2 separate regions of the Homo sapiens genome follow, and region 2 is linked to region 1. The links are chromatin loops, found by intact Hi-C in ENCODE. Cell type or tissue: heart left ventricle. All regions are shown on one strand. Each heading gives the region's core, and the rest is flanking DNA. Links, peaks and the distances in the headings are about the cores only. Region 1 overlaps FGD5 (FYVE, RhoGEF and PH domain containing 5). Region 2 overlaps FGD5 (FYVE, RhoGEF and PH domain containing 5).

Region 1 (10,432 bases), core at 1,243-9,242:
GTGTCAGATGCCCTTGCTGCCATGGTCTTTTCCTCTTAGCCCTGAAATCAGGGGCTGGGCACCCCCTTCCCTTTAGACGCTCTCTCAGGGACGGCCACTGAGTCCACCCCAGGCTCTGCGGCAGGCGTTGCTTGCAGTGTGCCATCCAGATGCCAGGTAGCCCTGCTTGGTATGCCAGGTGGGCTCTCACTGTTGATAAGGTCACGGCCAGCCCCTCCCCACCAAGGGAGTGGTTTCCATGGACAAGGCACCAGTCTGCTGGCTGGAAGGAACCCTGGACGCTTGGGCTCTATACCTGTGCATCCCCAGGGTGCTTTTTTTTTTTTTTTTTGGGGGGAGACAGAGTCTCATTCTGTCGCCCAGGCTGGGGTGCAGTGGCGTGATCTCGGCTTACTGCAACCTCTGCCTCCTGGGTTCACGTGATTCTCGTGCCTCAACCTCCTGAGTAGCTGGGATTACAGGTATGCACCACCACCACACCCAACTAATTTTTGTATTTTTTAGTAGAGATGGGTTTTCGCCATGTTGGCCAGGCTGGTCTCAAACTCCTGACCTCAGGTGATCTGCTCGCCTCGGCCTCCCAAAGTGCTGGGATTACAGGCGTGAGCCACTGCGCCCAGCTCCCAGGGCGCTTTTCTAACTTCCTTTGAAACTCACAGCAACCCTGTGAGTTGGAAGGACGGGATTCCTATCCCAACCAGACAAGTGAAGAAACTGAGGCTGACAAAAGCGAAGTGGCTTGTCCAGGGTTGCATAGCTAGGGGAGCTGGGATTTGAACCTGAATGTCCTGACCCTTTCAGCTGTAACATTTCTCACATCTTAATAGGCATTAAAAAAAAAAAAAATATATATATATATATATATATATATATATATATATATATATATATATATATATAATGCAGGTTTCCAGGCCCTTCCCCTGAGACTCGGATTCACTGGGTGTGGGGTGTTGCTGCACAATCTGCATTTGTAACAGACTCCCCCAGGCACTCCCAGTTTCCCCCTTAGAGAAACACTGCCCTGTACCGTGTGGCTTCTTAACTAGCTGCGTGGAAAAGTCACCTCCCTTTGGTCAGATCCATTCCAGGAATCTTGGGGCCAAGCTGAAGGCAGAGGAGAAATAGCCTTGGGACCCGACTGACACTGCTGTGTTTGTGCAAAGGAAGGGATAGGGAGAAGGGTCCCTTGGGGACAGCCAGACCAGACAGGCAGAGGTAGGTTGCGGTGCTGAATATCTTGCCTGTCAGTCAGCTTTGGCATAAAACCCTGGCTGCATAGTTCACTGACAGTGTGACTTTGGGCTAGTCACTTCATGTCTCTGTGCCTCAGTTTTCTCATCTATGAAATGGAGCTGATAATTCCTATCTCATAGACTTGTTAGGAAAGCTAAATTGGACAATGTCTAGAAGGAGCTAGCCCAGTGTTGTGCTCGAATCATAAGCCCCAGTCTCTCCTCAATAGACTGCACTCAAATCTTTTTTGTTCCTGGAAAGTCTTGCCCTCATCTCTCCTCTTAACTAAATGCTGCTGGTCTGGTCAGGTGCAGTAGCCCATGGCTGGTGTCCCGTTACCTTCTAAGGTGTGCAAGGAAGTCCCTATGCCTCGGTTCTGGAGTAGCAGGGAAAGGTGGCCACCTCAGCTCAGCTTCTAACTTCTGTGCCTCCTGGGATTTGAGAGTTAGCAGAAATTCTGCCTCCACTCACTCAGAAAATGCCTACAGCTTCTGGGTTTTGGGTGTTTGTGTTCTCTTCTGTCACCTGTACATGCTAAAAAAAAAGCCCTGATGCCTTCACTCCACTGCAGGTCCTTTCCATTGTAAAGGTTCTGAAGGCACCCTTGGATTGGGCTTAGTCTAGACAGCAGGAAGGGTTTCATCCAGCTGCATTCTGAAATCATCCTCAACTTGCTGGCCACATCGACCCCTAACTTATTTTACTCTGAAAGGTTTAAGTTGAAACTACTGAAGTTACTCACTTTGAGGTTGGAAGGGACCTTTAGTGATGGGGATGCCCCTCCCCTTCCCAGATGCTTCAGTTCTCAATAAGCCAGTGCTTGAATACCTCCTGGGGCAGGGTTCTTGCTCCTGCTGCAAGGCTGTTGCATTGTTGCAGTTTTAGTTTTTGGTTCCTTTCCGTACTCTGAAACGTTAAGAAGTTTCCCTGAACTAAGAAGTCTAGGAACAGGTGATGCAGGCAGGGTGGAGGTAGCAAGACTCCATCTACTGAGGCTGGGATGTGGGAGAGTTTATCAAGACAGAGACCCAGACCCTGGAGCCTGGTAACACTTGAAGGTGAACTTTGCATCAGAAACAAGATCCCCAGGGGTGGGCTTCATAGTCATCCCCCCACAGGTCTAGAGCAGTGTTCATTGCCACGTGCTTTGTTTTATAGAACTTTACAGTTTGAAAACTGCCTTTAATACACTTTATGTTCAGACCCTGGGATACAGAAGCAAGTTCCTCAGGTCCTCCCTGACTAGTGGCAGTGTGAATTTCAGAATCTGGAGAGGGGCTATGACTGAAGTTGGGGGACAGGTGGCCCAACAGGTAGACATGAAGGATGTGGAGTGAGGTATGTGCTGCTCAGAGGCTGGGTTTGGGACTGGGTGTGAGTACAGGGATGAGAACTCAAACTCACCAAGCCCCGTGGTTTATTGACATAAAAGTGACTGATTGTTAGAAAACCTCTTCCCTATTTGATGAAACTTCAAGCTTGTTTCATGTCGGAATTATCTCCCAAGTCATTAACTAGGGGCACACCTGTCGTGTTAATTGAACCCGTGTGGCTGGTGCAATCTTCACATGGAAGAAGAAAATGCTTGAAATGTGGGAGAGGCATGTGTGGTTTGGGGGCTCAGGGGCTTCTTTGGGGAGCCAAAAGATTGTACTAGTGAGGATGGGGCTGAGGGAGGAGGGTGCCATCCTCAGGGGCTCTATTTTTCAGCTCATTGCCTCTCTTCCAATGCTTTCTTTCATCCCAAGCCAGAGTTGTCTGTGGGGTGGGTGGTTTTCCCAGCTTTCTATTGTCGTGGTCTCTGTCCTGGCATGTGGGGAGAAGGCTGTGCCAGCTAGCACTGCAGCCAAACTCTCAGAACCCATATTTCAAAGCAATTACTGACTGAAAAAGCAGGCTTAGTTGCATAGCTCATAAATACTTCCAGACACCCGGCCACAGGCCTCAGAAACTGCTCACACGGCACCCCAGGTCCACGGGGGAGTTGCCTGACATGTCCCTGTGCTGGGTCCAGAGTCAGGAGCCACTGTCCAGGTCCTCTTGGTTCATGCAGAAGATGAAGAAGCATTGTCATACAAAGGGGAAACTTCCCAACCGTGGGACCAGAGACCCCATTTTTACTGTGTAACTGTGGGACGCAGGCAGTCACTCAGCCCCCCTGGGCCTTGCTTTCTTCTCTTTGTTGGAGGTGACAATGCCTACCTTACATGTTTGCGGGAAGAATGAACCATGATGAAATATGTGGAGGTGTTTGTAGACTGTGAAGTGCTGTGCAGATCTTAGCTGGGCTGTAAGGAAACCCTTTTCAGCCTGTTCTTAGAGCTGAAGGTAACAGGTTTAGGACAAATCAAGGGAGACTGAACTTAGTGGTCCCCCTCCATCCCTCTGTTTTGTGATATGGGAATGATAATAGCCTGCTGGGAGAGTTGTTCCGAGGAGTGAATGAGATCCTGCTGGTAAGCACTTGGCCAGGACTTGGCACACATAAGCTGTCAGTGTAGCCAGATTATTAACACCATACTGATAAAGACTTTCAGGGCTTATCCTCGAAGATGAGTTTTTGTGACAATTTGTTTGGAAATGCCGACCCCCACCCGAAACACCTAATGTATCAACTGGAACTTTTCTACGTGCTTTTCTGTCTGTTGTCTCATTTTACCTCCCAGCCACCCATGAGATAGAGCAGGGTTTTAGTCTCCATTTTATAGCTGAGGAAACTGAGGCACATAGGAGGGAAGTGTTTTTGTCCGAGATCATGGGGTGAGTTACTGGCAGAGCAAGAGTCTCCTGACTCCTAGAACAGTGCTTCTAACCCTGAACTGCTTTGAAGTTGGAAAGCCGAGCCCAATTAGCATCCCTGGTGGGATGGAGGTCTGGAGACTCAGAGTCTGTCCTGGTTGGAGCTTTCAGTAAACATTAAAAACAGGAACAGCAACATAGCTGCAGTATGTTCTCGTTGTTTTGTATGTATCACTTCACTAAATCCTCACAGCAACCTAATGAGGTCTGTACTGTTACTATCCCTGCTTTACTGATGAGGAAATTGAGGCACAGAAAACTTGCCCAGGGTTGTGTAGCTGATAAGTGGCAAAGAACCAAGTTTTGGAAATCTAGGCAGGCTGGCTGGAGACTGAGCTCCTCCCGGGTGTTCTCACCTTCGAGAGCTCAGTGTGTCATGGTCAGCAGATGAGGCGCTGAGGTGTAGAGATGAGCAAGTCATAACCCTGCCTTTGGCTGTAGACTTGCTGTGTAGCCCAGGACAGATGCCTCCCCTCCTCTCTGAGCCTTGAGTTGTCCATCTGTGGCATGGGGGCATTGGGCTCCCCAGCTCTAGGAAAGGGTAGCCTTTCTCTGGGTCCCTGGGAAGGCCTGAGGTGTGGAGTGGCCAGCTGGAGCCCCGGGCCAGCCATTGTTGCCGGGCTCTGTCAGCCGCGGGGTGTGGCCCCAACACTGCCAGGTCCTCCCCAGGGAGGAAGTGTCGGTGTTTACAGGAAATGCAGGACAAGTCCTGGGAGGTGGGTGGAGGAGGGGCAGCCAGCCACTGTGAGCCCTGAAGACATGTGGGGCTGAGGGCGGTGCCTCTCTTCTCACCCTTTGGACGAGGCTTTTCGTTGTTGTGGGAGGCAAAAGTCCCACTTCCTGGGCAGCCCTGCCCTTCCCCGCGCCTCTTCCCTCCAAGACTGCCACACCCCAAACGCCTGAACCCCAGGACAGCTGACCCCCTCTGCAGGGAGGCTTCTGGGAGCCATGGAAATCTGGTCTGCTTTCTCATCCTTCCCCCTGGCCCTCACTGCCCCCATCTGTTAAGTAGGTAACTTGCTGCAGCCTTAACACCGCAGGGCTCACTGCCCTCATGGAGTACAGAACCCAAATGGGAGAACCAAGATGCAAAAAGGCCAGGCCAGCCCCATGCAGCCCTGGAACCCATGGGGTACAGGTTAGGCACCTCACTTATACCACAAAAAGCTTCCTTAAGAAGTGTGTGAAAATTAAAATCTTGTAAGAAATGGGCTCTATGTTGATTATACTGATAGTATATAGGTTATTTTTTAAATTTATGCAAATAAAAAAGATTATAAATTAACTTATTGAACCTTGAAAGGTACCCACCCATGCAAGTGTAGGACCTAAAGCTTCAGCCCCATTAGCTTAGCTAGTAGTCAGGGAAGGCTTCCTAGAGTAGGATGTAAGGGTTGAGCTGGCCTTGGCAAGGAGAGGACCCTGGGCCCTGGCTGGTGTGAGAAGTCAGATCAGCTCAGGTCAGCAAACACTTTCCAGGCATCCATTCTCATCTGGGCTCTAGGGACCAGCAGAATCACATGCAGCCCCTGCCCTCAGGAGCAGCGTGGATTTATAGGGTTTAGAGCCCTTGGCAAAGGGTGGCATCCTCTGAAAATGCTTCTTCTGTGTTTGGAGTAGAGGAGGCAGATGGAGTTGGGGAAGACCACATGAGTGACATGACAAGAGCATGTGTGCACTATCACGTGTCTGGGTCCAAGTGTGAGGCCCTTCCGTTCTGGGCCTGAGCCTCAGTGTGTCCGTCTCTGTCTGGCCCTGTGTGATGGATTCCCTCTGCGTCCCCCATCCAGGCATCCCACTCCTGCCACAGGTGACGCTCCTGTTCATGTGCGTCAAAAGGCCTGCGCCCACCTGCCCTACAGGTGCTCTGTGCACACTCCTCTGTGTCCTGGCACCTCTCACACATTTTCATGCCTTGTGGGCTGGGAGTCCTGCTCTGCCCTGGTACTGCCCAGCACAGAGGAGGTGACAGTGAACCGAATGAATGGATGTGTCCAGTGTGTGGGTCCAGCCATGGGCCATCTGCTTGTGGTTTTGTCTGAGAGAGGTTGATGGAAGGGGAATATAGCAGAGTGGACCTTGGGCAAGTCATTTAACTTCACAGAGCCTTAGTTTCTCCAACTGAAAGATGAGTATAATAATAGTGCTTACCTCACTAAGTGGTTGAAAGTGCTTCTAACCCTCACTAAGCTGGTTGAAAGGATCAAACGAGGTAGCCCCTGGGACGTGCTCAGCTCAGTGCTTAATAAATGAATAAATACAGTAGAGGTTGCATAGACTCATTGTCAGAGGGGGAGCTCTGAAACCACATTCCCTGTGTTCAGATCCTGGCCCTGAACTTAGCCTCTGTGCACCTGTTTCTCCATCCGTAAAATGGGAGTGTTAATGTCTACAGGATACAGTGGTTGGGAAGAAGCCATAGAGCACCTGGCACTTAGTAAGCCCTAAAAAAAATGCTGGCTTCTGTGTCTGCTGTTGCTGCTGCTTCTGTTGTTAGTATTGGCTGGCTGTGTCTGTGTGGAAGGGAGGGGTGGGAGAAGGGGATTGTTATTCAGACCACCACACTTGGAAACCACAGGCTGCCCCTCTCATAGCTCCTGGCAACTTCAGATGTGGTGTGTGGTTATTAAATTATAGTGTCCTCTGTGAATCTCCAGCTGCTGCATCCTCCCCAGCTGCCTGGGGCAGGAGCAGTGACTCCCCGGCCCTTCCTGCTTCGCCTGTGGTCTGGCTTCCTCTGACTCCCAGAGCGGAGGTTGCAGGAGAAAGATGCGTCTGAGTTTCCTCCTGCTTTGGGCTGGAGTTAGGTGCTCAGGACCCACAACTGTAGAGCTCATCTTGCAGATGAGGAAACCAAGGCAGTCCCCACCACCCATCCTTCAGTATCAGCTGAACCTGTGGGAGAACCAGATCCAGCCTCTGGGGTGCTTCTCCCTCTCCCACCCCTGGCCATATTCCTAGTGATTTAAAAGCGTGGCCTGGTGAGGAAGGAAGCTCGTTTGTCTCCTAATACTTGTCTGGCCACAGTGTTCTCAGCAGTGGCAGCACCTGTGATGCCATTTCAGCGTGAGCCAGGTACTGTGTTATGTGTGCAGACAGAGAGACGCCCTCCCCCTGGGTGATGGGAGGAAGTCACCTCCATCAGCTGGGATGAGATGGGGAAACTGGGATAGGACAGTCATTTGTCGGGCACCTACTGTGTGCACTTCATGGAGGACACAGAAATGCATAGCAAGCCCATGACTGCTACCTTCAAGGAACTTTAATATAGGAACGTAAATTAACTGGAGTCGTTGTAGTAAACTGCAACGGGAGCCCCTCCTGCTGGAGAGACAGAAGGCTTCTTGGAAGAGGTGGTATTTGGGTTGGACCTTGGTTGGGGGGGCAGTGGTGGGTGGGAGGGATGGTGTTGGGCAAGTGCAGGGGAGGGTGGGAAGGAATTCTGTAACAGTCTTGGAAGGGGGATAGATGGGAAACTGCAAATGTATGCATGGGCCAGGGAGTTGGTTTGGCTGTGTAGGCTGGTCGGTAATGCCAAAGATGTGGCAGGAATCACTCTGGCAAAATTCCTCAGCTTTGGACATAAAATAAAGCCACAGCGCGTCGTGGTGAGAAGGGCTTCTAGTTCTAGTTCTCTTATTTTACAGATGGGGAAACTAAGGCCCTTGGAGGGGAAGGGGCCCACACTGGTGACAGAGGTGGGACCAGAACCCAGGTCTGTAAGCGTTGAGGAGCTCTGCCTGTTGAATTCAGACTGCCTGTAGCTCAGACGGACTCTAGTAACATAAAACCAGCAGGTACTGTGTTACACAGGTCGTATACCTCATTTACAGATGTCATCTCATCTGATCCCTACATAGACCCTCATAGACCTTGGGAATTTAAGGACTGATATCATCTCCATGTTATAGATGAGGAAACTGAGGCAGGCAGGTTAAGCAACTTACCCAAGGTCATTGGGCTGATAAGTGGCAGAACTGGGTCTTGGCATCAGACAGTCAGGTCCCAAAATGTATGCCCTTTACCACTGTCCTTTACTGCAGTCCCAGAGATGACCAAAATGTTAGAGCCAGTGGTTATGGCTAGGCCAGGCCTGTGACCCAACAGTGTGGCAGAAATGCTGGCTCCAGCCTCTGCTGCCAGCATCACTACCTCAGGTTGCCCAAGGCACTTCCAGTGTCCCAAAGACAGAGCCTGAGACACCATCACAGTGGTAGGTTTGTGGCTCCGGCTTACATATTGTTCTTGAATGTTACCTCTTTATGTTATAATTTTATGAGGTTCCTGAAGATCTTCTAAAAGTTTAAATTCCCCCCCACCCCCACTAGACTTCTGAGCCTCACTTGATTATCTGAAAATAAAGCCTTCATGGTCACAGTTGTGTTTCCCTTTTTCTCTTTGGCTAGGAAAAATAGTGTTTGCTCAGGTTGGGAGGAGGCTGAGATGGAATCAGAAAAAAACAAAATTCTTTGAAAATCCTTATAAAGCCACTTCAAACCCACTAGGATGGCTAAGATAAAAAAAAAAAAGGCAGACAATAACAAGTGTTGACAAGACTGTAGAGAAATTAGAACCCTCATACACTCCTGGTAGGAATGTGGAATGATACAGCCTCTTTGGAGTACAGTCTGGTAGTTCTCAAAACATTAAATATAGATTTATCATATGACCCAGCAATTCCACTTCTAGGTATATACCCAAGAGAAAGGAAAATATGGCTATACAAAAATGCGTACACAGATATTCACAGCAGCATTATACATGATAGCCAAAAAGAAACAATTCAAATGTCTATCAGTTGAATGGATAAGCAGTATGATCTGTCCATACTGTGGAATATTACTCAGCCATGAAAAAGAATGAAGAGCTGACACATGCTACAAAATGGGTGGACCTGGAAAACACACTAAGTGAAAGAATCCAGACCCAAAAAGCCTCATACTGTATGATTTCATGTAATGAAATGTTCAGAATAGGCAAATCCGTAGAGACGGGAAGTAGACTAGCGGTTGCCAGGGGCTGAGAGGCCTAGCAAGGAGTGAGGTTTCTTTTTGGATTGATGAAAATGTTCCAAAATTAGATAACGGTGTTGGCCACACAACTCTTTCAAATATACTAATATACTAAAAAGCACTGAATTGTATTTTAAAGGGGCATATTTCATGATATGTGACTCATATCTCATTAATGCTATTATAAAAAGAAAGCAAACCCCTCTGAAACCACTGATGCTGCTGCGTTTTAAGAGGAGGGGTGGGGATGTCTCTGGTCAGAAAACAAGGATGAACTTTTGTTTTTACTTAGTGAGAAATGGAAATTGAATTTTTTTAAAAGTCTCTCCTTCGGTCATGTTTCTGGGAACCATTACAATGCTATCCCTTGGCTGACCCTGGGTGCAGGAGGCATTCTCTCCGAGAGGCGTGAAAGGGAGCCTCACTTCAGACACGACGAGGCACCAGGCAGGCAGCGTTCTCAGGGCCTGGCCCCCAGGCTGTGGGATGTGTGTGTCTGGTCTCAGCACACAGTTTCATATGTCTGGGTGTTTTGTGCTTTGACCCATGAGTCCAGCCTCCACCTCAGTTTTATAGATGTGGAAACTTAGCCTCCCCAGGACAGCCACGACGTAGCCCAGATGACGCAGGGTTTCCTGAGGAATCCAGGACCCCCAGTCCTCTTGGGCTGTTTCCACAGTATCACATTTGCGCTGTGCTTTGTCTTCCGTGGTCCCAGTTACAGTGCAAATGATAGCTCCATCTGCAAAGATTGCAATGTCCCTGTGAGGACAAGGAAGCATCAGAGCAGAAGGGGTCACCAGGGGAAGTCCTGGAGGGACTGTTTAGTACTGGGAAGGTGCTGGGGTGCTGAGGGGTGAAGGATTCAGCAAAGGAGTGGAGCGAATGTCTGAGGGTTTAGAAATCCCTATCCCGTATCCAGCCCTCCCCTCCGCCCACTTACAAGCTCTTCCAGCTATTCTGCTAATTGGGATACTCATTCTCACCAGCCTGTCTCCTCCATTTCAAACTTTCCAGCTCCCAGAGAGCTCAGCCCCGAAGCCCCCTTCCCCTCCCTGCTGGGCTGGTGAGCTTCAGAAAGGTCCCAGCCTGTCTCGGAGGGGCTGGGAGAAGTTACGTCTGCAATCTGGCCCCATTTGCATGAATCTCCACACCAGTGAGGATGGAATTTGAGGTTGGAGTGCCCACTGAGAGATTCCCAGGGGGAAAAGCGTTCCTTTTTTTTTTTTTTTTTTTTTTTTTTTTTTTACGAGTTATTAGGCCCTTTTGGCTGTGCTCAGAGTTATGGCTCCCAACCAGCGTTACATAGGACGGAATTAAATGGTCAGAGTTGGACAGCACCAGGCCGGGTTACACAGCGTTCATCTCCCCACGTGGAGGCACAT
Region 2 (10,432 bases), core at 1,547-9,546, 54 kb after region 1:
CGAGAGGAGAGTGAGTGTGTGTTGAGCCCTGCTCTGTGCCAGGCGTTGGGTTGGGTGCTCTTTGGGTGTCAGCTCAGGCAGCCCTATGGTCGCCAGGTGCATGTGGTCATCTCTGCTTTGTAGGTGAGACTGTTGGGTCTGGAGACACTGGCTTAAGTCCTCACTGCTGTCTTCACAGAGGCCAGGGCTCCAAAGCCCCAGGGGAAATCTGCCAAGGAGGACTTGTGCTCAGTCCTATCAACCTGTGGGTAACAGACCTTTTGGTGTTTCAGGATTTCCATGGAGCTGTCATGAGGGCCTTGGATGACATGGACCATGAAGGCAGAGACACATTGGCCCGGGAGGAGCTGAGGCAGGGCCTGAGTGAACTCCCAGCCATCCACGACCTTCATCAAGGCATCCTGGAGGAGCTGGAGGAAAGGCTGTCAAATTGGTGAGCAGTCCCTGGACCCCCGGGTTCCACTTTTGTTGCACTGGGGGAATGGAGACGGATAAAAACACCACCATATGAAATAGTATCTCCATTTGATTGATGGGAAAGCCGAACTCCGAAGTGTTAAGTCATTTGCTCAAAGTAAAACAACTGTGCAAGGGTTGAGCTGGGATCTGCACCCAGGGATGTGACTCCAGGCCCCCTGCTTCTAACCCTGCGTTGGTTACAAGGCTGAGTTCTCACTGTCCCATCCCCATTCCTGGCTGCAGGGAGAGCCAGCAGAAGGTAGCTGACGTCTTCCTGGCCCGGGAGCAGGGGTTTGATCACCACGCCACTCACATCCTGCAGTTCGACAGGTACCTAGGTCTGCTCAGTGAGAATTGCCTCCACTCTCCCCGGCTGGCAGCTGCTGTCCGTGAATTTGAGGTGGGTCCCTTGGTCCTCTGAGACCCTGCTGTAAGGATGCAGGGGTTGAGGTGGGCGAAGGGCTTAATGCAAATCAGTGGGACATCTTGGTAGGTGTGGGGCTGGGGAGCAGACAGGGAAGACCTGGCCAGAGGGATGAGAGGATGACCCATCAGGGAGGAGAACCCAGAATTCAGAACATCCGCTGTTGGGCAGCAGATGACAGTGCAGTGAGTGCCACCCAGTAAGGGTCTCAGGGTAGTTTTCTTGTCTCAGTTGAAAAGCACCAACCAAGCCAGAGCCCCAGCCGTGGAGTGTTCAAGGAAATTCCCAACACTAGCCACAAACTGGGGATCTAGTTTTCCTGGGCAGAAAAAGGGGGAGCTTTCCTCCATTGCTAACATTAAGAGCAGGGCAGGGACTAGGAGAGGCTTGATACTGAGTGTAGCACCAACTGGGAGCATGATGGAGTGAGCAGTTACAGCAGGGCCGGGCTAATCCAGGAGGGCTTCCCGCAGGAGGAGAACCTGGTTTTGGAGATGAGGGAGAAGTTCAGCTGGCCCGGGAAGAGGTGTGGATGGGACAGTGTATATGGGCTGCTGTGAGCATGGTGCCTTCAGGAGGGGTTTCTGATAAGGTTTTTCCTTCCCTGTCTTGAGAGCAGCAGAGTGTACAAGGAGGCAGCCAGACTGCGAAGCATCGGCTGCTGCGGGTGGTTCAACGCCTCTTCCAGTACCAAGTGCTCCTCACAGGTGGGCCCCACAGGAGATCAATGGGGACTGAGGCGGCAGGGCAGGGAAGGCCCCTGAGGAGGGGTGGAGGGGACTGTGGTGACCTTGCCTCTGACCATGTCAGGCAGGTGTTGGGGAAGGGTGACCTCTGCCATCACCTTTCCCTCCAGTTGAGCTTTGAGCCCTCTGAACCACCTCCTGCCACCTTAGAACGCTCCCTCCAGTGGCCACCCCTGATCCTAAAACACAAAAACCCAACGACACCCCTCCCCAGCTTGCACTTCCTCCCTGCCTCAGCTGGCCATCTCCTCATTTCACTGAAGCCACGCCTGTCATCAAAGTCCTCTTGGCCATATGAGTGGACATTTTCAGCCTTGGACCTGCTGGACCCACGACCACTTCCTGCTTCTCGAGTCCTTTCCTCCGCGGGTTTCTGTGGTATACTCTCTCCCACTTCCCTCCCATCTCTCTGTCCCTTCTCTGTCTGTGTTGGTGGCCTCCCATCCTCCACTGCTCCATAAACGTCAGAGCTTCTCAGGACTCAGTCCTGGGTCCCCTTCCCTTCTCTCTTTATGCCCTTTCCCCTATCTCTGCCTGCTGGAAACACCCACTCCTCTGTTCTGAGCTCCAGACCCATTTATTCAGCTGCCTCCCAAATAGACAAAGACCCCTGATGTCCTAATGAGAGAGACAGACAGTACATATGTAGGCATGGATATGTAATTCCAGGTAGCAACTGGGGCTCCTCAAAAATACATTAGGGCCAAGGACTAGAGAATTCATTCATCTAATCCAAGAACTATTTATTGAGCACCTACTATGTACCAGGTCCCATGCTGGATGCTGGAGATGCAGCAGTAAATCGAACAGCAAACTCAGTGACACTGTAGAGCTTACACCCTAGACAAGCAAATAAGAAAGCCAAAAGATAATGTCTGTTAAGAACTCTTAAGAAAAATAAAGCAAGTTAAGGAGACAGAGGGAACAGGGCTGCTGTGTTAGCGATCAGGGAAGACCTCTCTGAGGAGGCGGCATTGGACAGAGATCTCAGTAAAGCAAGGACATGAGCCATATGAAGATCTGAAGAGAGTGCCAGGCAGAGGGAACAGCAAGTACAAAGGCCCTGGGGTAGGACCAAGCTTGGCACATTCAAGAAAGCCATCATGGCCAGAATAGAACGAGCAGATGGAAGAGCAGTCACTGGGGAGGGGCTGGAGGATGTGGAGCCTGGAGAGTATGAATGCACTACAGGTTCCACACAACACACTCGGCTGTGCTGATTGCCATGTCTGTCGCCCCCAGTGGGCTGTGATGGATTCACCTTGTTGTGTCTGTCTCCAAGGCATGGCCCAGTGCCAGGCAGGTGCTCAATGGGTATCTGTTGGATAAGTGAGGGACAAGCAGCTGTGGCAGCAATGCTGACAGTGGTCCTGGGGGCCTGGTTTCATGCTAATGTGGTATTGTGATGGGGCCAGCAGGGGAGAGAGGGTGGATGCTTCATTCTTCCAACTCTGGCAAGAGAGGGGGTGGCCACAGTTGTGGGCAGGAGGGGCTGACCTCACCAGTAGCTGACTCCTGGTTCTTATCCTGCCAACAGACTATTTAAACAACCTTTGTCCGGACTCCGCCGAGTACGACAACACACAGGGTGAGTCCAGCGTGAATGCGGAGGGAGGTACTCAAGCCTGCTCTGCCTCCTTGCGCCAAAGCCTGGACCCTGCCCCAATTCCAAGGCCCAGGATATAGTCCCCTCCCCACCAGCTGGGTGGGTTCTGCATATGACACATCTTGGACTTCTGTGAGAGCCCACAGCTCTTCTGAGATGGGTCCCCTGTCACCTCAGCTGTGGGGACATCCTAGGACGGGAGGACATCCCGTCAGAGGGGATGGGGGAGTCACCAGAATTTGGTGATAGGAGGGGTGGTGCCAGGTCTGAAAAGCTCACCACAGTCTCCCTGTTTCCTCCCAATTCGATGTGGCTGTCCCTGTGTATCACCTGCCAGGGTGGTCACTATTATAACATATTCAGTTTACAGCCAGGGAAACTGAGGCATGCATGACAGTGGTCAAATCACTGTCAAGGTCACCTAGGCAGTAGTGGCCAAGCTGGGCTTGAGGCCTGTGACCTGACACTACAGTGGGGAAAATTGATGCCCCTCTTGCAATGGCCCAACTCCTGCTCTGTGTCCCTCCCCAGGTGCACTGAGCCTCATCTCCAAAGTCACAGACCGTGCCAACGACAGCATGGAGCAAGGGGTGAGTGCGGCCTGGCGGCCCCCTTCCTCAGACACAGGTTCCAGGCACCTCCCCACCAGCTCCGGTCAGCCTTCTGATGCCCCACTCCTAGGGGCTGCAGGCAACCGTCTCTCTTGTGGGACTCTGCAGAGAGCCGTGGGTTCTGGCTCTGACTCTTGATGTGTGACCTCAGGCGCTGTGTGCCCCTCTCTGCGCCTCCAGTTCACTGTTCAAACAATGAGAGGAATGCCCCGACTGTGGTCTGAGGCCACCCCCATCAGCACCTGGGGTGCTTTGTAAACTCCTAGTTCCTGGGCACACGTTGGATCCTCCCAGTCAGAGCTTCTGCATGTAGGATCTAGAGAGCTGCATTTTTAACAAGCACCCTGGGTAAATGTTAGGACCACAAAAGTTTGAGAATCACTAGTCCACTAGAATATGTGGCTCTAAGCACAGATCTGATTCTGACTGTGTGACTCTGTCTGCTAGAGGGCAGAGTTGATCCCGCATCCCAGCTCCATTCAGGTGGTCACCACATGCTCACTGTCCTGCTAAGCTGTAGGCATGCCAGCGCTCTGTGTTGACAATGGTTCCAAGCCCGAGTCCTAGGTCACTGGAAAAGAGTTCAGTGACCAGGTAGTCACATCTTCTGCAGGCACAGAAGGGAGATGATGGCCATGTGTGCCGAGGAGGTGCTATACTTTGCTGTGGCAGAGACACAGTGAGTCATCCACAGGCAGAAGAGGAAGGGAAATTGCATTTATTGGACACCTGCTATGTGTCAGACCTTGTGCTGTGTTGGGGAGTGGAGATACAAGCCCTTGAGGAAACCTCCGCTTAGTGGAGTAACTAAATATGTGGATGCAAATGACCATGATAGATGTCATGGGAGAGAATGCCACAGGGTTCAGAGAAGGGAGGTGGCCCTTCCAGCCGAGGTTGCCAGAAGAGATGATACGGGCCAGGTGTGGTGGCTCACGCCTGTAATCCCAGCACTTTGGGAGGCCGAGGCAGGTGGATCACTTGAGGTCAGGAGTTCAAGACCAGCCTGGCCAACATGATGAAACCCTGTCTCTATTAAAAATACAAAACTTAGCCAGGTGTGGTGGCACACACCTTTAGTCCCAGCTATTTGGGAGGCTGAGGCTAGAGAATCGCTTGAACCTGGGAGGCGAAGGTTGCAGTGACCCGAGACCATGGCATTGCACTCCAGCCTGGGTGACAGAGTGAGATTCCATCTTAAAAAAAAAAAAAAAAAAAGTTGACCTGGAGGTGTCCCCATAGGGAGGATTTGCACACATGCCAGGAAGGCAGAGAGAGAAAAGGGGTGATAGGAAGAGGGGCTGGCCTGGGCAAAGACATGGAGGTTGGACGGTGCATGTTGGAGTTCAGAGAGCCACCTGCTAGGTGGCTAGGCGTTGGGGACAGGATGGCAAGGTAGCATCAGAGTCCAGGGAGAGAGGTCGGGCTGGCTGGTGAAGGGTAGACTGAGAGTGGAGGCTGAATCAGCTAGGTATGAATACACAGGCCAGTTTCCGGGCCGTTTTCCATGTGGGTCAGACATGCCCTTTTAATCTTTAAGGTCCTCTCTTCTCTCACTCTGCTCTGCACTGACCTCCCTGCCCCTCCTCATTTTGGCATCTTGTACATACAGTGAGAGTCCCTCAACACAGCCAAAAACTAGAGGTGCTTTGGGGTCCAGCACCCTGTCGAGGAATAGCAGCAGATGGGCTGGGTTCTCCACATTTCCCTTTAGCCGGGGCTGCCTCTGCTTCCAGAGAGAAAAACTAGGTCAGGCAGGGATACATCTTCCCTCCTACGGGGAGCTTGCACACACAGCCCCACCCAGAGGAGGAACCGGAGCAGCCGACGGCCAGACACCCTCTTGGCTTTCTCCAAGGCTGAAGTTGGACGCTGTGCTGGGAAGCAGGGGCCAGCTGTGGACAGCTGCACCAGGCCTGCTCTGGACCAGAGGCCCCTAGCCCATGCCTGCTTGGATTGGGGAGGAGCTCTGCCTGGGACATTTACTCTTTTGCAGTTTGGAGGTATTAAGTACATTCACACTGTCATGCAGCTGTCATCCCATTCATCTCCAGAACTTCTCTTCCCAGACTGAAACTCTCTCCCCATTAAACTCTAACTCCTCATTCCAGTCTGCACCCCAGCCGCTGGTAACCATCATTCTGCTTTCTGAATAGACTTTATTTTTTAAAACAATGTTTAAAAGCAATGTTAAATTTACAGAAAAGATTGAGAAGATAGTACTGAGAGTCCCCATGTGTCCCCCACACAGTGTTCTCTGTTATGAACATCTTTATTATTATTATTATTATTATACTTTTAGGGTACATGTGCACAATGTGCAGGTTAGTTACATATGTATACATGTGCCATGCTGGTGCGCTGCACCCACTAACTCGTCATCTAGCATTAGGTATATCTCCCAGTGCTATCCCTCCCCCCTCCCCCCACCCCACAACAGTCCCCAGAGTGTGATGTTCCCCTTCCTGTGTCCATGTGATCTCATTGTTCATTTCCCACCTGTGAGTGAGAATATGCGGTGTTTGGTTTTTTGTTCTTGCGATAGTTTACTGAGAATGATGATTTCCAGTTTCATCCATGTCCCTACAAAGGACATGAACTCATCATTTTTTATGGTTGCATAGTATTCCATGGTATATTAGTATGCTACATGTGTTACATTAACACACAAATATTGGTACAGGATTATTAACCGAAGACCCTAGCTCATTCAGATTTCCTTAGTTTTGCCTGGTGTCTTGTTCTAGGGTCCCTTCCAGGACCCCACATGCTGTTTAGTGGTCCTGTTTCCTTAGGCTCCCCTTGACTGCAGTAGTTTCTCATTTTCCTTGCTTTTGATGAGCTTGACAGTTTTCAGGAGTACTGGTCAGGTATATGGCAGGACGCCCTTCTGGTGGAAATGTCTGGTGTTTTTCTCATGATTAGACTGGGTATATGGCTATTTGGGAAGAGGCTCACAGAGCAAGGTACTTTTCATCCCATCATATGAAGGGCACATACTAGCAACAGGATTTACCACTGTTGATGTTGACCTTGGTCACCTGGCTGAAGTCACCTGGTGGCAGGTTTCTCCACTGTGAAGCTGCTCTGTCTCACCCCTGCCTTTTCCATGCCCTTTGGAAGAAAGTCAGTTTGTGCAGCCCATTCTTAGGAGCGGGGGGTTATGCTCCCTCCTCTTGAGGGCACCATATCTACCTAGGTTATGTGGAATTCCTCTGCCTGGGAGATTTGTCTCTTCTCCCTCATTGGCTAGTGTATCTAGTCATTATATATAAAGAAGTCATTTATATCAGTATGGACTGTTATAATCCAACACTTCCTTATTTATTTTATTTCTCAAATTGTTTCAGCTTTGGCTATTGGGAGCGTTTTCAGTTGGTTTCTGTGCCCTTTTCACATGGTGTCATCAATATAGATTTCAGGGTGTGTGTGTGTGTTTGTGTTTTGAGAACTTCCTTACTTTCTGGCAGTGCAAGGTGCTCCAGGATCACTCACCTTGTGTATTTCCTGCCCCAGTCTTAGAATCAGTCATTTCTCCATGGAGCCCTGTTTGCATTAATTGGATAATAATACTAACAGCCAAGATACAGGCATTAGGTGCACTTACTGGTAATGTGGTATCATTTCTTTTACACCTCCTTAGCTGACAGCAAAGAAATATATGTGTATACCAGCTTTTGCATATACCCATATCTGTAGATATTTCCATACATAACCATCTGTATCTGAATATTAAACTAACCATGAGTTTTATTTTATTTTTTTGTAGAGATCGAGGTCCCACTATTTTGCCCAGGCTGGTGTCAAGCAGTCCTCTTGCCTCAGCCTTCCAAACTGCTGGGATTATAGGCATGAGCCACCATGGCTGGCCTTTATTTATTTTTATTTTATTGTATTTTATGTATTTTTTTTTACCATGAGTTTTTACCAATGTTTCCCATTCTAATCATGACCACACTAGCCTCCTCCCTTGCTTATCTGTAAATTCTCACTCCAACAGTGAGAAGCCTCGTTCCTACCACCCATTAATTTAATTGTTCAATTTACCTTAATTTGTGGAAGATATTTTTCCTGGGTGTAGAAACCTGGATGGACAGTTTTTCTTTGCTGCCACTCCACTGTCTTCTGGTGTACATCGTTTCTGGTGGAAAGTCTGCTGTGATACTCATGAGTATCTGTCTTTGTGTAATGTGTCCCTTTTCTCTGGCTGCCTTTAAGATCTTCTCTTTTGATTTGATTTTGGGAAGTTTGGCTGTGATGCGTCTGTGTGTGTGTGTTGTGGGGGATGGGGTGCTCTTTATCCAGTTGTGATTCTTGAGCTTCTTGGATCTGTGGTTTGTTGTCATTCACTAATTTTGGGAAATCCTCTTGGATGCTCTGTTCTTTTTCCCTGCTCTTTGTGTTTCAGTATGGATCATCTCCACTGATCTGTCTTCAAGCTCATGGAGTCTTTCCTCAGCTGTGTTCCGTTTGCTGCTAAACCTGTCAAAGGAATTCTTTGTTTCTGATACTGATTTTTTACTTTCAAAATTTCCATTGGACGCTCACGTATGGTTTCCATCTCTGCCAAAATCCTCCATCTGCTTGCGGGTGGTGTTCACCTTTCCCACCAGGTCCTTTTACCCACCAATCAGAGCTACTTCAAGGTCTGATGGCTCAGACACCTGTGTCCCTTCTCACTGTGGTTTGATGGAATGCTTTCTCCTCTTGAAAATGAGTTGGGGTTGGGGAGTTTTTTGCTTGCATTTTTGTGTTCCTCATAACTTGTTATTGGAGGCCAGGCATTATGTGTAGAAGCACTGTAGAGACTGAGGTAAATCGTATTTACCCCTCAAGGTGGGGTAAGCCTCTTTTTTGGTCATGGCTGTTCACGGTAGGGTACAGGGCAGTCGGGTCAGTCCAGTCGGCACCTGATCTGGGTTTGGGTTTTGCTGCCGTGTCATCAACCTTCAGTGACTGCCAGGCTTCATGCTTCTCCCGTGGGTGCTGCTGTGACCTGTGGGGTAGGTCAGAGAGCTTTTCTTTCATTCTTGCTCCATATTCAGCTTTTAGCCCTCCCTGCACCACAGGAAGGCCCTCTCCCCATGTTCTTGCTCTTCTCAGAGGCAGGCTACTGCCCTGTGTTACTCAGTGCTGGACTTATGGTGGGCACATGCCTACATCTGAAGCAGGGCCTGTGAGCCGGGCTCTCACAGCATTCCTGTCCCTCCCCTCCATGGCGGCTGAGCTCTGTGGCTCTGTGGCTGGCCTTAGACAGGTTTCTGGCCATCCCCCAGCAAGGTATTGGTGCACAGTACTGGGTCCAAGGGGTTATCGCCCCCGTCCTAGGGTGCAGCTTTCCTCTCTTTCCCTAGAGGAGCAGACCTTTGCCTGGGCTGTGGGGGTGGGAGGTCTCCTGGCCTCCTCCTGGAACTGAAGCCTTGCATGAGAGAAGGCCTGAGGAAGTGGGCAGGGCTTTGCATGTGGCCCCACCTTGCCCCTGCCTTTCTCGTGGGCACGTGGCAGAGACTCGTGGATGAGAGCTTGCAAGTGAGGACAGATTCCCTCGCGTCTGCAGCTCCCCATTACTCTAAACTGGCACCAGCCCACACCTGTCCTTTGAGAATTCATTAACATTTTCGCTGCTTTCTTCTTACCTTCCTTTACACCAGCCACCTCTGCCTCCTGTGTGTCACCAAAGGTGCGGCAGTTCCTGCATCTCATTCCTTTGTGGACGGGCTTGCCAGGTGGAACCCAGTTCACTCGGTTGCCTTGTGACCCCAGCTCTCCCACAGGCTGAAGCATAGTTATGATTTTGAAGGTTATCTGGCTTTTTCACACTACAATGAGAACAGTGTTCTCTTGTACTTCCTACATCTTAAATGGAAATGGAACCACAATTACTCATTTTTTACTACATAGGATTTTATGCCCAAAACCATAGATAATGGAAAGGACTTTTCAGGGCAAATTCTCTACCCACAATGTTCACCTTACAACTTTAGAACCTGCCCTGTGTAAGGTTCAAGGGGCACCTGCCCACAGGGTGGGCGCTTGTTGTATCTAGGATTGTGGGGTGCTGTGCAGAGGAGACAGGGGGCTGTTACTTTACATTTTGTGGCTAACCCAGTGAAGTACTGACAAGGCACACTTATTTTTCTAACCACGAGGCTCCACAGAGTGTGGATCCAGTTTCCTCTGCAGGTGCTGTGTTTCATGGGCTACAAGCCAGGAGGGCCTGAGGCCAGCCTTGGGTCCGATGAAGTCCCCATGCTCCAGACCTCATGAGAGACATAGGCTTAGAGAGCGTAGGAGCAGTTGTCCAGAGAAACACAGGGATGCTGGACAGCACAGTGAGGCCAGGCAGCCGGCTCCACAGCACATAGAGCCATGGTGGTGGCTCCCTGCAGACCCAGGCTCGGATCCCAGTCCTGCCTTGTACAGGAGGTTGGATTTGGGGCAGGCCTTTCCGGGCTTCATTTTTGTCTGAAACAGAAGCAACGCCATGCCTTACAGAGGAGATAAGACGCCTGGTAGGGGCCCTGACCATCTCTCCCTCACCCCATTCCCACCCACAGGAAAACCTGCAGAAGCTGGTCCACATTGA

What was found. A loop is a pair of places that touch in the nucleus more often than their neighbours do. Peaks named below come from ENCODE experiments on the same cell type or tissue, not always from the same donor. Only the 100,000 strongest peaks of a DNase experiment are listed, where the experiment ranks them.
Region 2: it touches region 1 in a loop (2.3-fold over the local background); 10 of 110 quality-filtered maps call a loop at or near these places.

The regions. Positions count from the first base shown.
Region 1 is chr3:14,843,373-14,853,804 of GRCh38, forward strand. The region is part of intron 1 of FGD5 (FYVE, RhoGEF and PH domain containing 5); the gene reads left to right. Among named protein-coding and RNA genes, the nearest start is that of FGD5, 30 kb to the left of the region's middle. RefSeq lists an enhancer at 4,590-4,884. In heart left ventricle, for the core only: no CTCF peak of the experiment used is centred there; a DNase peak (open chromatin) is centred at 4,709; H3K27ac peaks cover 5,097 bases; H3K27me3 peaks cover 1,914 bases.
Region 2 is chr3:14,897,237-14,907,668 of GRCh38, forward strand. FGD5 (FYVE, RhoGEF and PH domain containing 5) reads left to right here. Exons shown (of 20, transcript NM_152536.4): 5 at 273-433; 6 at 703-859; 7 at 1,503-1,590; 8 at 3,167-3,217; 9 at 3,767-3,825; 10 at 10,404-10,432. Among named protein-coding and RNA genes, the nearest start is that of NR2C2, 45 kb to the right of the region's middle. RefSeq lists enhancers at 2,612-3,495, 3,496-4,378. In heart left ventricle, for the core only: a CTCF peak has its summit at 5,650; a DNase peak (open chromatin) is centred at 5,725; H3K27ac peaks cover 365 bases.